Linked DNA regions of Homo sapiens: region 2 is linked to region 1. Evidence: chromatin contacts called from ENCODE Hi-C or POLR2A ChIA-PET data. All regions are on one chromosome and are shown on one strand. The core of a region is the stretch at or near the end of the contact, and the rest is flanking DNA. Distances in the headings are between cores, read along the strand shown.

What was found. A loop is a pair of places that touch in the nucleus more often than their neighbours do. ChIA-PET counts read pairs that join two places held with the same protein, here RNA polymerase II (POLR2A).
Region 2: a loop to region 1 is called in a map of Right ventricle myocardium inferior, with 2.0 times the contacts of the local background. The contact joins the promoter of LINC01798 here to the enhancer-like site in region 1. A Hi-C loop is called at or near these places in 2 of 168 maps with a recorded cell type or tissue (Right ventricle myocardium inferior and natural killer cell). POLR2A ChIA-PET finds 5 or more read pairs at or near these places in 7 of 52 experiments (A673, AG04450, BJ and 4 more).

Annotation. Positions count from the first base shown.
Region 1 is chr2:66,534,218-66,541,525 of GRCh38, reverse strand. The region is part of intron 8 of MEIS1 (Meis homeobox 1); the gene reads right to left. Among named protein-coding and RNA genes, the nearest start is that of LINC01798, 36 kb to the left of the region's middle. RefSeq lists enhancers at 4,048-4,640, 3,927-4,643, 3,808-4,751, 3,570-6,143. Within about 2 kb of position 4,407, at least 2 of the 41 ENCODE cell types and tissues checked have a DNase peak (open chromatin) inside an H3K27ac peak, as active enhancers do; they include A673, where a contact is called at or near this core.
Region 2 is chr2:66,568,274-66,575,339 of GRCh38, reverse strand. It overlaps LINC01798 (long intergenic non-protein coding RNA 1798), which reads right to left and starts at 1,310. Exons shown (of 6, transcript NR_110156.1): 1 at 1,175-1,310. MEIS1 (Meis homeobox 1) reads right to left here. Exons shown (of 13, transcript NM_002398.3): 11 at 6,584-6,673; 12 at 6,195-6,290; 13 at 1,471-4,094. The coding sequence ends at 6,232. RefSeq lists enhancers at 1-76, 2,471-4,387, 4,366-6,446.

The DNA.
Region 1 (7,308 bases), core at 3,158-5,657:
GAGGTGTCAGGTAGGAATCTATAAATGTAACCTTAGCACATGAAAATGACATAGGTGTGGAAGGAAAAGTAGAATGCTGGATAATGTTTCATAACAATCTTTGTTTTTTGTACTAAGACTATATTTATAATACACAGTAGTAAAGACATTGTTTTATAGCCAATTATAAGAGACCAATACTAAAATGCCCTGCCTGTGCGGTGGCTCACACCTGTAATCCCAGTACTTTGGGAGGCCGAGACGGGAGGATCACAAGGTCAGGAGATCGAGACCATCCTGGCTAACATGGTGAAACCTCGTCTCTACTAAAAATACAAAAAATTAGCTGGGCATGGTGGTGGGCACCTGTAGTCCCAGCTACTCGGGTGGCTGAGGCAGAAGAATGGAGTGAACCCGGGAGGCAGAGCTTGCAATGAGCCGAGATTGCGCCACTGCACTCCAGCCTGGGTGACTGAGTGAGACTGTCTCAAAAAAAAATAAAAAATAAAAAATAATAAAATAAAATAAAATAAAATGCCCTCCCTGCCTCACTTATCTGATCTTTTAATTTCTCCTAAATATCAATTAAATAGAAAATGAAAACACTAAATAAAGAAGTCAGATACTTATATTAAGAAACTGCATAGTCCTTTGTATTTGGAATTTTTTTTAAAGTTGCTTACAAATTTATAAAATAACAATGTTTTAGATATATTCTTCATTAGCTACACATATGTTACAGAAATATTTTAAAGTATATACGTTTAAGACATACAGTTTAGATTCCAAATTAGTGATTACTTATATCCTCTTCCTAAATGGATTAACATTCGTGAAGGATGCTAAAATTATGTTGAACAGCTATTAATGAATCCTCTGAATATTGATTCTCTCAGTAGAAGACCATGCTTATAAGAGGAAATACAAAAATGGCCATTAAGAAAACCAGGGCTGGGAGCAGTGGCTCACACCTATAATCCCAGCACTTTGGAAGGCCAAAGTGGGTGGATCACTTGAGGTCAGGACTTGCCCGACATGAGGAAATCCCATCTCTACTAAAAGTACAAAAATTAGCTGGGCGTGATGTCAGGCGCCTGTAATCCCATCTACTCGGCAGGCTGAGGCAGGAGAATCCACTTGAACCCAGGAGGTGGAGGTTGCAATGACCCAAGATCACACCACTGCACTCCAGCCTGTGCAACAGACATCTCAAAAAACAAAAAACAAAACAAAAACAGGACAGGAGGCCCTTGGGAGTAGATAAGGGAGAAAACTCATGCTTTACTTTGAAGTGTCATTTTTGAATCATTTTAAACAATAGCTCATTCAAACTCATTATTTGTCAGTACAACAAATGCATTACAGGCATTATTTCATGTACTCTTGGTGAACCCCCTGAGTAAGGGCTGTGCTTAGCTCCTTTTCACAGATGAAGAAGCTGAGGGTTGGCCAGGTCAAAAACACACCAACAGCACACAGCTACTTAGTGCTGGTGCCAGGTCTGTCCGGCCCTGAGTTTCTCCACTTGGCTACACTCCCACTGCCATTTGTTTCTCATTTCTCCATTCCCTTTTTTAACAAAAAATATATTATAAGGGAGTATGAACCATGTTATTAATCATGGTGAACAGAGAGGAAAGAGTTGCCATTTCCCTGCTCCTCCACTCCTACCTGAATATCCACTGCTTCTGCCTGGGAGGCAGGCAGAAGGGGAGGGGAGGGGGCTGTCAGGGAAAGTTAGTTCATCAGAACCTTGACCCATGTTCTCCTTCCAGCATCCAGCCAAAGGAACTTTATTAATAGTAGCTTAGCAGTATTAATAAGAGTGGAAGAAGTAGTCATTGTAACATATATCAGGAAGTGAGAATGTGCCAGGCGCTGTTCCAAATGCTTCACTTATATGACTCCTCACAAAAGCCTTCTGAGGTAGTTAACAGCCGCTAGACCCATTTGATAGATGACGAAACTTGAGCACAGAAAGGACAAAGGAAGTTCTCAAGTTCACACAGCTGGTAAGTAGTAGAGCTGGAATTTGAAACTTGGTGGTAACATACAAGTCGGGAAAATTCACTTCCAAACGATTTTGTCTTTTATATAATAGGTGAAGAAATCCCACTGACTCCTGGTGAGTTAATCATGAATATATATGATGATTATTACTTGTTATATGAAAAAAACTATTATCTTAACGTATGTGTGTGTACCTTTTATTTCTACAACTCAGTTCTGCTAATGGAAGGAAGAGTCAATCTTGCTGTAAGTCAGAAAACTCAGTGGAAACTCACATGCCCATCACTTTATTAATGCTTGTAGCATTGCTTATACAGGAATGATAGTAGCTTATATACAAGAGCACTTTTGGCCAGGCACGGTGGCCCACACCTGTAATACCAGCACTTTAGGAGGCCAAGGCAGGTGGATCATAAGGTCAGGAGATCGAGATCATCCCGGCTAACACAGTGAAACCCTGTCTCTACTAAAAATACAAAAAATTAGCCAGCCGTGGTGGCACACGCCTGTGGTCCCAGCTACTTAGGAGGCTGAGGCAGAATAATCGCTTGAACCCGGGAGGCGGAGGTTGCAGTGAGCCGAGATCGCGCCACTGCACTCCAGCCTGGTTGACAGAGTGAGACTCCTTAAAAAACAAACAAACAAAAAAAAAAAAAAAACTCTTTTAAGGATCATAGAATCAAATGCCTACTATTTCCTCTAACCACACTACAATATGCCTTCAATTGTCAGCTTTGAAACAAATTGGGATTTGAAACAAATTGGGGTGTGTGTTTCGCCAATTACTTTTGTTTATTACATGATTCTTAATCAAATATGAGTTAAATGACATTCAAAATCATTACATTTTAGTAGACTACTAATAAAAACATATGAATGCTATTCCCAGTGATGATGCAGCTACCAGTTCTGTGCCCAATAAATATTTCTGTGAATGAATGTTATTAAAGTTAGAGATGACTAAAATCCCTCAACCTGCATTTGTGAGTAGGAGTAGATGACTTCAGATAAACACAAAACTAGCAGCTCCATTCCAACAATTATTCATCCTTCTCACTTAGTTCAACAAATCCCAGAATAGTAGAGTGCCTAGTCCAGATTTTGCTCACTTTATTTACCTGACATTTATATAATGTTTACTGTATGTTGGGCAGCGTTCTCAGAGCTTTAAGTATTTACTTATTTAATCCTTAAAACAAGTCTCTAAGATAAGTACTCTTACCATTATTTTACAGAGGACACTGAGGCTCAGAATCTAATTTACTGGCAAGTAAAATAGAGCTGGGATTTGACTCTAAGTAGTCAATTGCACAGCCTATGCTTTTAATTACTGTGTTATTCTGCTTTTCTTTCTTAGCGTCAATTTATAATTTCCCCCAAAGTTTCTCCCAAATTCACTCTATGTTGTTCTTGGGTTTATTTGTGACAAAATTCCCTTCCTACTCTCTAACTTCAATGCAACAAAATTCAAGTTCTGTATCTTTATGCCTAGCACAGGACAGAAGAAAGGATAAAGAAGACTGTTTCAACATGGAGGCTTTTCCCCAAGAATTTCACTTGAACATGCACAACAAAAACATGGCACACTATACTGGACCACCTTTCTGAAAAGAAAGTTCATGACTGATTTATACAATAAACTCCAATAAAGTAAGGATCTTTTTCAAACTATGTATAGCCCATCTCTACAATTTCAGAGAGCACGTCAGCTAAAAGGAGACCTAACACCAGCCTGAAGAACACTTTTCCACTTTAAAAATCAAAGAGAAAGGATTTTGAAACCATTAAGTAGAAAGACAAGGAAGATGAAATACTACAACGCCATTTTGGAATGAGTCTGTTGACAGCAATCATTATTGCCTTTACAGATGCCCTGTCTAGCATTAATTATTCAGGAAAAATCCTTGTCTAAAGAATAAAGTATCCGTAAGTTAGAAGCAAAATGGTACATTTGGTGAGGAGATATTTTTGAGAGAGAAAAAGATAGAGACAGGGAGAATGAGATGGAGAATTCGTGCTGCTCCCAATATGACTAAAGACCCCTGGAACTGGTACCCATTCTCTAGTGCTAATTTTCCCACTTAAATTACAGTGATGATGTAGCCTCATCTCATTAGAGATCATTGTCCCCAGTAGACAGTTGTGTTTATGGGGGACTCTGGCTGCTCCACACCTGCTGATCAGGTTGCTATGTGATCAAGACGGCATACAAACAGCAGACTGGAGCTTGCTGGACTGCAACTGATGAGCCCAGGCTAATTCAGGGGTGATTATGTAGTTTACTGGACCACTAAACCTCTTTAAGCTTGTAATTACTGCCTATTTGAGTAAAGAACATTCAAAAGCAATTCACTGCATCATGCCTGCCACAGCTGGAAGCAGGCTGCCAGCAGTCTGTAGGGACATTAAAATCTACAGGGACGTGGATTGAAGCCCAGCTAACAGACACTCTCAAGCAGCACCCTCAGCCAAGTATGTGAACATTCCTGCTCACCTCTCCTGACCAAGCTTACCATTAAAGGTCAATGAAAACTATAGAATAGCCATAAAGATGACAAATAATGGAATGTAATGGTACAAACCACATTTTAATGATTTCCCCCCTTTGTAAAGCTAAAATTTAAAAAGTCTTCACAATGCCAGAGAGAGAGAGAGAGAATGCACTTTAAATAATATACACTGCTGAGATGTACTGTGTGCTTGCTAAAAGTTCCATCCCAAAGATACCAGCTTGAAAACAAAATGCCCACTTTTTATGCATTATAAAAGAACTGGTATGTATAGTCGTTTTAGACATTTTCCACCCACTTAGCTGCTGTTTATAACCTTAGCTGGGAAAATATTGTTTAGCTAGTTGATTGACATTTTCTAAAATCATATGTGTAGATTTTTGCAGTTAATGAATTAAAAGGCCTCTCAGACACCTGAGTGAAATTTATTTTCAAGAGTCAGAGAAGATTTAAGAAAAAAAAATCAGTATTTATCAATGTTCTCATTTTCTTTTGCTGTCACCTTAACAACCGCAGTTCTTTTGTATAACAAAAGTGTAAAACATGCTTTGCATTGCTACGGGTATAATTATTACTTGTCTCTAAGTAACAGAAAAAGACTGGAACTTAATGAAGGGGGATTAAGTTAATTTCTTTTTTAGCTAACAGTTTCCTGTCTCTTAAAATGCAGACCCTGGTGAACATAATGTTTGGGAAGACAAAATTAAGCTTTTTATTTGACTAAAATCTCCACTCTGGAATATTGATATTAAAATATTAAGATGATGTTTATTCTTTAAAAGTATGTAAATTTGGTATTAAATAAAGCCACAGAAATCCTCTCTGACTACTCCATCCAAAGTCCACAGATCCCGGGGTTTATGTGTTATCTAGACATCACTCCTATTAATATTCATTAGATGGGTCTGCTTGCATTTTTATAAGCTGTGAGAGAGGCAAAAGAAACAATCAGAATTCTTTAACACACAGGCATTATCAATTCAACATATGCCAAATAGCAGAGCACCCAGATCTGAAGTTAAGATTCAAATGCAATTTACCTTTACTAAGCTAATTTTCATGAAAACTCTTTTCTCTTTATCCATTGTTGTCTAAGCTATTTAATTTTCTCTATTCTGTGCACCATGCACTTCAGTTTTTAATTTCAGAGATTATTCAGCACTATATTTTATCTTAGTTAACAACAAAACTCTTATCTTGCAATCAAACTAAAGGGAATTCCCCCTTAAGAAGAAAAAAAAAATCTAAAAACTTTAAATGGTTTTAGTGATCAGATTACCTTTATCTTTATGAACCTTCTTAAGCAAACCCTTTCCAACTCCCGAAAGCATTTATTGATGTGAATTCACTGTCTGTCTCCAGAATGGATTATAGATGAGGGAAGAGTCTTAGTCAAAATTTGGGCAGATCCACCGTATTTGTTTCCCAAAGTACACTTTCCTCATTAAATCTAACTGGGCTGGGGGCAGGGAGGTGCGGATGCCGGCACAGATGTGGACTTATTTCTGCAGGGTTATCACAAATGTTCATGGAATATCTTAGATGAGTGGGAGAAGGCTCGACCTGTCACCAACAAGACTGTGAGATAAAGTTGGCAAAAATATATTTCATCAAAGTTAACTTGAAGAATAGTTTGGGCTTTTTTTTAAGACTTTGAGAAGGGTGATCCCTTATATTTGTATATAGCTTTACATTTTCAAAGAGGTTTTATTATATTTTGCCAAGTTTGAACCTCACAATTACTGGTGAAGTTAGAATAGGTAATGTTGCCCTCATTCTATACAAGAGAAAACAAAATTTAGAGTGGACACATGGCAAGATATACAGGGTTACGTGGCTGGGAAGTTGCTGGCCCTAAGGCCTCCTACTTCTCTATCTAGTTGTCTTTACACTCTACTGAAGCTCAAAGTTTATCTTGTTAATGATAAAATAAAAAGCTGTAGCTTCATCTGTCAGAAACCTACTGTGAGTTAGTTGACCCAGCCTCTGTTTTAACGTGTAAATGTGTACTGCCCAGGATGAAACAAAGAACTAAACTAAAACTTAAACTAAAATCAAACAAAACCATCACCTTTTAAATTAGCTGCCATCATTCCTAATGAACTTATATACATAATCTTACTGGTAATGCCAAAAAGTCTTAAATAGTGACATTTGCCCCTTCTAAAACATGCTTTGGGAAAGAAATGTCCTTATCCAGTGAGGATTGATTCGTTTGTTCCTCTTTGAAACAACTAGATATAGTTTTGCTTTATGTAATGTGTTTTTCTTTGCCATTCCACTTGTGACTTAAGGTTGCTAATTACACAAAGAAGGGCCTAGTTTTCCCTTCCTAAATGAGTTCTTAAGAAAACTTAGGCCTATGTGGAGAGTCATAAGCCCGTTTAGCCCAGGAACGTGGTCATGAAGTCCATTCATGCTTCAGTGATGTGGTTACACATTTACAAATGGCAAATCTAAAGGAAAACATTTTAAAAGAATTTTTTTTTTTTTAAGACAGAGTCTCACTCTGTTGCCCAGGCTGAAGCGCAGTGGCACAATCTTGGCTCACTGCAACCTCTGCCTCCCAGGTTCAAGCAATCCTCCTGCCTCAGCCTCTCAAGTAGCTGGGAATACAAGCATGCTCCACCATGACGAGCTAATTTTTATATTTTGAGTAGAGACGGGGTTTCACCATGTTGGACAGGCTGGTCTCAAACCCCTGACCTCGTGATCCGCCCGCCTTGGCCTCCCAAAGTGCTGGGATTACAGGTGTGAGCCACTGCGCCCGGCCCAAAAATTGGTTTTAAGAGGTGTAGTTCAGTGTATC
Region 2 (7,066 bases), core at 61-2,560, 37 kb before region 1:
AGAGAAAAGCTAGACGGTGCATGGACTTTTCAGACGAATTCTTTCACACGTTTCTAATACAAGCGAAAAGCAGTGGTGAATTTCCTGGAAAAGTCCTGGCAGAAATGAAAGCCAAAAAACGTGCCTTGTGGCCTCAGGGTACGGGATGTGAGAAACTCAGCACATTCAAGCTAAATCTTCATTTTAGAACAGGAGAGGGAGAGGGAGACCCAGAGAGGAACCGACTCGACTGACTTTAGGGTCTTTCTTTGTATTTTAACATTGTATATAAATACTACACAACTAGGCAACGTGTTTCCTCGAGGACTGGACTCTGCGAATTACATAATGAGGGGAAAGAGGTAGGGGTGGGGAAGGGGAAGGGGTGGGGGCAGACTGCAGCGGGCGGAGGGGAGACTGGGGCGAGCAGCGGATGAATTGCAGACCAGTTGCCAAAACTTTTTTTTTTTCCCTGCTGCTGCTGCTGCGGCTGCCTTTGCTGCTGCCTTTGCTTTGAATGTGGGTAACTAGGAAACAGCAAGCCGTCTGAGAAGACGGAATTTCCAACGTGTAAAATGTTCTTAACGGAACCATTGAGCGAGTGCAATAAGGCGTGAGGGGGAACTAATCTTCCCATTTAAATGTTTGTGGCAATTTTATCTAAATGAATTTTAATGCTAAACGAGGGTAATTCCCCATTTGTAGCGCGTTTACTTCTCTTTCCTGTGCTTCTAAAGCAGTCGAACATCATGCAATGAACAATAACAATAAAAATACTGTCAAGGCATATTATTCATTTTGAATGTGTTATAATTACAGCTGATTAAATATGATAGGGTAAAATATTTTTAATTTTTTGAAAAAAAAATTTAAATCATATTAAAAAGTAGTCTCATTCAGCCAGAGCCAGCCCCCTTTCCACCCCCCCCCCACCCCCCCACCCCCCCACCACCAAATAAAAATAAAAACCAGGTACAATTTTGTGCCCTTGTTTAGAGGAGGGCGTTTTGTTTTTGCCTTTTAGGAAACATCAAAAACACTCTCAGCACCTCTATTATTTGCCTCTTTCGGATAAGTGTCCTCAATAACCTTCGAGCTGGCTCTGAAATTTACAAGAGGAAAAGCTAAAATAGCATTAAGAGGGGAGGGCATCGAGGCAGGGGAAGAAAGGAACTGCGAAGAGCGAGGCTCTCACCTAAATGGCTCACAGAGGGGGAACTCACGGAAATAGCAGTTTATTTTTTCTAATTCCTGGACACTGCTGATCTCGATTCTTCAGAGTCACCATATTCCCTAACTACTCTTCACTTGTAAACCTCCCTCCCCTAGCGCCTCTCTCTTTCTCTCTGTCTCTCCCTCTCGCCTCTCTCCCTCTCCCCACCACACCTCCTCCCCTTTCTTTCCCTCCCCCACCCATCCTGAGCCTCCTCAGGAATAAAGGCTGAAAATAACCAACTCACCCGGGCATGTACTGGAGAGGAGGAGCAAATAGACAGTTTATAAAGTTTATTATTAATTGTTAAAGTAAATAAATGGTTGTTAACTGCTAGCAACCACCTATCAAAAGAGAATGATTTCACTCACATCGACTATTTAGGTAGAGGAAGAATTGCCACTAGGTCAACAAGGGAGATTTAAACAATCCCATCTATGGGCTGGGGAGGGGTAGAAGCGCTGCCAGAGATGGCTGCAGTAGGCTGAGCCTTGCTCTCTGCGCATCCACGTGTTTAGAAACAAGGCCCCATCAGCAAAAGGTGAGAATGCATTGCTACTCCAGCAGGTGAGTCAGTCAATCACACATCACCTAGTAAAGCCAACCCACAGCTGGTTTCTCTTTTCGAATAGAAAATAGAATTGCTAAGGGCCGGTTTATAGGGTGACTTGGGCCTGAATGTCAGACTTGAGTTTAAGGCTCTCTCTCCTCCGACCCATCCTTTGTTTACAAAGCAATCACTACTGAAAGGCTTATTTTTTAAAACGAATTTGCCTTAATTAAAATATTTGTATATTTTCCTTAGCTTTGGGAAGCACTTTTTATAGCAGCAATTTTATTTAAATAAAATTATAAGCTATTCCAGCTTAAACATATTATTTTCTACCATTTAGCCGGCTGCCATGCAGAAATCTTGTACAGCTGTTCTGGAAAATTGGTTAATAACCAGTTTTATCCAATGAGAACATAGAGCATATTTATAAAAATTAGATTTTGAAGTCTGGTCTCTTCAATTCATGTAGTTAATTTCCTAATAAACATATACTGCTCATCCTAGGTAACATCCTTTAGTAAAAGACTTAACTTTGTACTTAGGTTTGCCTTTATGTGCAAGAATAATTTCACTGATATTAGATGAGTAATTCTGTTGGATGTAATTCTGAGTCTAGAGTTAGTTTAGTGCCTTTAGGCCTCAAATTTGCTGATATTAGGAGTTCATTAAGTCAGCTTAAAGAAATCAGTGGTTATTATTAAACAACTTACTTTGCGGTTAAAATTGTCAAATACATATATGGCTTAGGGAGCCAAAATTAATTTTTATATTTACTGTATTAATCTTTAAAAATCTGGGGGGCAGTAAACAAATTTTTCAAGCAGTGGAGTCAGCATGACAAAAATAATCTTGTTTTTATTTTAGATTCAGATTTCATTACTGCACTCAAACGACTACAACTGGGCTTGGCGTTATTATACAATCCAAACTGTTTCCATCAGAAACGCTAAGACTCAGTGTGCAATGATTGTTATTAATAATTAGCTCCTTGGTTTCTTGATAGAAAAAGGCTATCAACAAGCATTTGTTTATCCACAACAAAAAGTATAATTAGCTTATCCCACTTAGTAAATCTTGTATGCATGCCAACTCATACCAAACTGCTACTTTTACAAAAAAAAATTGCAATAATACAGTTCATTTTTCCAGTCCTTTTTGCACAAAATTTATTTACAATGTCTACATAAATGCTCCAAGGTGGGACTATGAAAAAATACACACATGACCGATGCTTTGCTCAGAAATAAAGTCAACATATTAAAAATAAATCTTCAGTCTATGTTTTAGAGCTGCTTAAAACAGGAAGTGATGTATAAGGTGGTGGTTGTTGCATGGGGACAATGATGCTTGATGTGACAATTAGGCTTCTAAACACACGGCCTTTTGGTTTCCATGCCTCCTCCTACCAGTCTCCTTAAGACACTGCCTGCAACAGCTGATTAATCATTGTTGATGACTGCAGTTTTTCCCATCCTTCCCGATTTACATCTGTTCAGGCCAATTCAAATATGGTGAGTAAATGAATTAGACATGCAAATTCAAGCCCCAGGCTAGAAAGAGGGAGAGAGAGGAAAAGAGAGAGAAAGAGAGAGAGCGCGCGCATGGCTGAAATCCTAGGCGAGAAGAAAGATTCTTCTGCCTGATAGTTATTTTAATGCTCTAAAAATCCTGCAAATCAGACCTTCCTGTCCCTTGCAGGATAACTGTAAGGCTTTTTAATGTAAGGAGGCTTCTGGAGGAAGTGAAGAGCTATGGAAACAACACACATAGTGTGGAAAAATTTCACATTTTTTTTAAAAAATCTATAAGAAACAACGTAATATGGATAACAGTATAATAGCATTTACAATATTTCACTCTTTGTTCTCTTAATGTCTTATATAGTTATTTAGCATGTCCCCCAAATTGACTTCAGTTGGTATTTCCTGCTTTTTAAAGGTCCCTATGAAGAATTAGGGATGCTCCTTGGTCCAGAGTAGATGCCAAGAATGGAACTCCACAGTCATTGCAGAAAAAACATGATTTGAAATCAGTCACCATTGCAGACAATGCATATTCCCTTAAGCTACTGAGCATGAATGTCCATGACTTGTCCACTCATTGTTGGGTCTCCTGTATTAAGAACTGTGGGGCTTGATGCTGACATTGGCATTCCAGGGTGGGGCGGTCCTCCATGCATCATCACTGTTGGGTGGTGAGGGTGTCCAGGAATGTACGTATGCATGGGGGGCCCATGACGCAGCTGAGCAGGATGGGGGGGCATCTGGGGTTGGGTATAACTTGGCTGTCCCATACTCACACCCATTGGACCACCCCGGGCTACATACTCCCCTGGCATACTTTGCAGCCCTGTAAGAAATTCAAAAGAAAGAAACAAAAAGAAAATGTTATGAAAAAGCAATAGTGTGGTCCTGGCTATGACAATCCTATAAAAGCCAGAGAACCCTGTGATTAAGGGAACATGGTTTTGTAAAGCATTCTTTTGATTCATACAGAAGAAAATAAAATGAGAAACATCATGCTGGAAACTCACATTTTGCCACTATTTTCCTTTCATTGTCACTGTTATCAGGTCCGCCTACTGAGGTCTTATTTATTAAAAAGAATAAAATTGTTATTTGAGGTCTGGTCTGAAGAAGCACTTTTGTCTCCTGAAATATTCTCTATCAAGAATACAAGAATACACTGAGCTGGTCACCAAACATCTCACAGGCAGCTGAACTACACAGGCTCACTAAGGGTGATTACTTAGCAAAACCTGTACTTAAAAAAAGAAAAAAATCAAAACAGTTATCAATGAATTCTTTCCACATGGTTTCTTAGAGCTGGGGAAAAGAAAATCTTCACAAAACACTGTCCACCTTATAATGATTTTGAGAACAATAAGAAAAATTGGACCTAAAACAATACCCCTCCTGCTTTGAGGGGGCCTCTTGTCTTCTGCATGGATTGCTATAGTTGATGGAAACTGACAGGTGTATTGTTTCTGAGAGCTATAAGCTCCATAATCATCAAGGGTGAAAGGCATAACGCTATTGCTAAGTAGGTTCAATTGGCTTTAGTTCTAAGTAATAGTGCACTGTGAATACGATGAACACCTTCGAATAAGGTCTCCAGGCTCTAACAATGAATGGCTGCTTAATCTAGCCTAAAGGAACATTTTTGAACTAATGAAAATTGCTTATAAAATATACTGTACCCACAGCTCTTTAATCAAAAAAGATGATAATTTTTTTTGTAATAACCTAGTAATTTAATTGGTCACGAAGCATAAAATACATCATTTAAATTTAATTGACCCAGAAACTAAGAAACAATATTTAAATTAACTAAGCTAGAGAATTCCATGATGAGGTAATAAGACTGTTGCATTCCCCAGCTCAATGGAATGTTTTCAGAGCTAATTGTTAAACTTATATTTGACTCACACCCAGAGAAGATGACCAGTACGAATTACCCCTGGCCTCAGCAGTGATTTTAAATAGTGCATAAATATAATCAGAGACACAAGCAAGACTCTGAAATAACTGCTTTTAATTTCAAAAACAAAGCAAGAACAGTGCTATTAGGGGTAATTTAGGAAGTGAACAAGAGCCTTGGTGTTCAAAACAGTTTTACTTGTTTGAACTCGAATTGCTGGAGTGTCTTTATAGGAGAGAAAATGCAAGAGTGAGAATCTGGGACAGTTTTCCTAGGCCCACTTCACTAGGCCTGCCACTGATGATTGCATTAATGATCTCTATTTTTGTATACTGAATAAGTCAAATCCATTTGTCACACTGCAAGTGATGGCATACTTAATTTGGATATAGTCAATTAGCCTGGGCTAAGCCCCGCAGCCTGCTGTGCACACCTCTATTTTGTATTCTCCCTTTTCCCATTGCCACACGTAATCCCATTATGATGGACAGACAAAGGAATAAACTAAGAAAAAAAATCAAAGTTTAGTTGACTGGAGCTCAAAATATGCCTTTACTTACCCTAAGTAAAGCTTGTGTTTATTTTACCTAAAAGAAGTCTCTGTTTAGCTTTTCGGTGTCTTGCAGGTTAGTGTAGAAATGTAACTCATGCATCAACTGCGGTTAGACAGATTTATGACACTTTGGGGACATGCTCTTCCCTCTCCTTGCACTGCTGCAGACTGCTTACATTTTGCAAATCAGTCTGTTGCTATGACAACCCACTCCCCCACCTCCTGACTGCTTCTTGTTTTGTCATGTGGTCAGTACTGTACAATAGCAACACACAGGATAAATGTACATCATACACAGTATTTATAAGCTTAAAAGCTTGATCACAACCAAAAAGAAAATGATGGAAGCAAGAAACCAGGAGTTTAATGGAAAGGAATGAACAAGCATGAAGCTATGGGCAAGGAGAACATAAGAAAATGCAAGAGGAAAAATATTCCTAGGACAAAGTGAAAACAAAGACCCCATTTGTACTTACTTCCCCCTTGCTTTGCGATTGGTTAACTAGATGAAGGTTACATGTAGTGCCACTGCCCCTCCATGCCCATATTCATGCCCATTCCACTCATAGGTCCTAGAAGGGAGATAAAAATCCAAGAAGAGGCCAGAAAATGAGCAAAGTCAACAGATAGTGCCAAAAGACCCTTAAAAAAAAAACAGGATCTAGAGGGTTGAGAAATAGTGAGATCTTCAGTGCATAAAGATCCTGGCTTCCCCTCTGCAATATCTTAGATGCACAGATAGCAGACAAGGCAAGGCAGCCAGCTTGAGATAACAGAAAAGGATGAGGCGGATTTACCTGTGTTGATGAGGGGATGACACTCTTGGAGTCAAAAATGAGGAACTACCACAAAAACAAAGTCTTACCTGGTGCTCTAATTCCCATATGTTGCTGACCGTCCATTACGAAACCTCCCATGGGCTGTCCATCAGGATTATAAGGTGTTCCTTGACTTACTACAAAAGTACAGAATGTGGTTTTTTAATAACAGTCTCTGAGAGCAAAAGAAATAGCCCAAGAGAGACTAAGAGGAGAACATACCAGAGAAAGAGACAGAACATAGCAGGCTAGTATAATTTTTTAAACATTCAAAGTGAAATTTCTCTCAGACTAGATCTACACACCTCTGTGACTGAGTTTTTAAAACATCTAGCTCAAAGAGGGAACAGTTAAGGTGTGGAAACTTTCTGCTTGGGTTTTGTCTGGTGACCACATAATGGGTGTTGGAAGAAAAAAAGTTACAGGAGTAAATGTGTGTTGCCTCAATGCGATGCTAACATAGTTTTCCATAGTGCTCCCTAAGAGATGAGAGAGTATTTCATAAAGAAAGTAAAGACTCACATCACCCC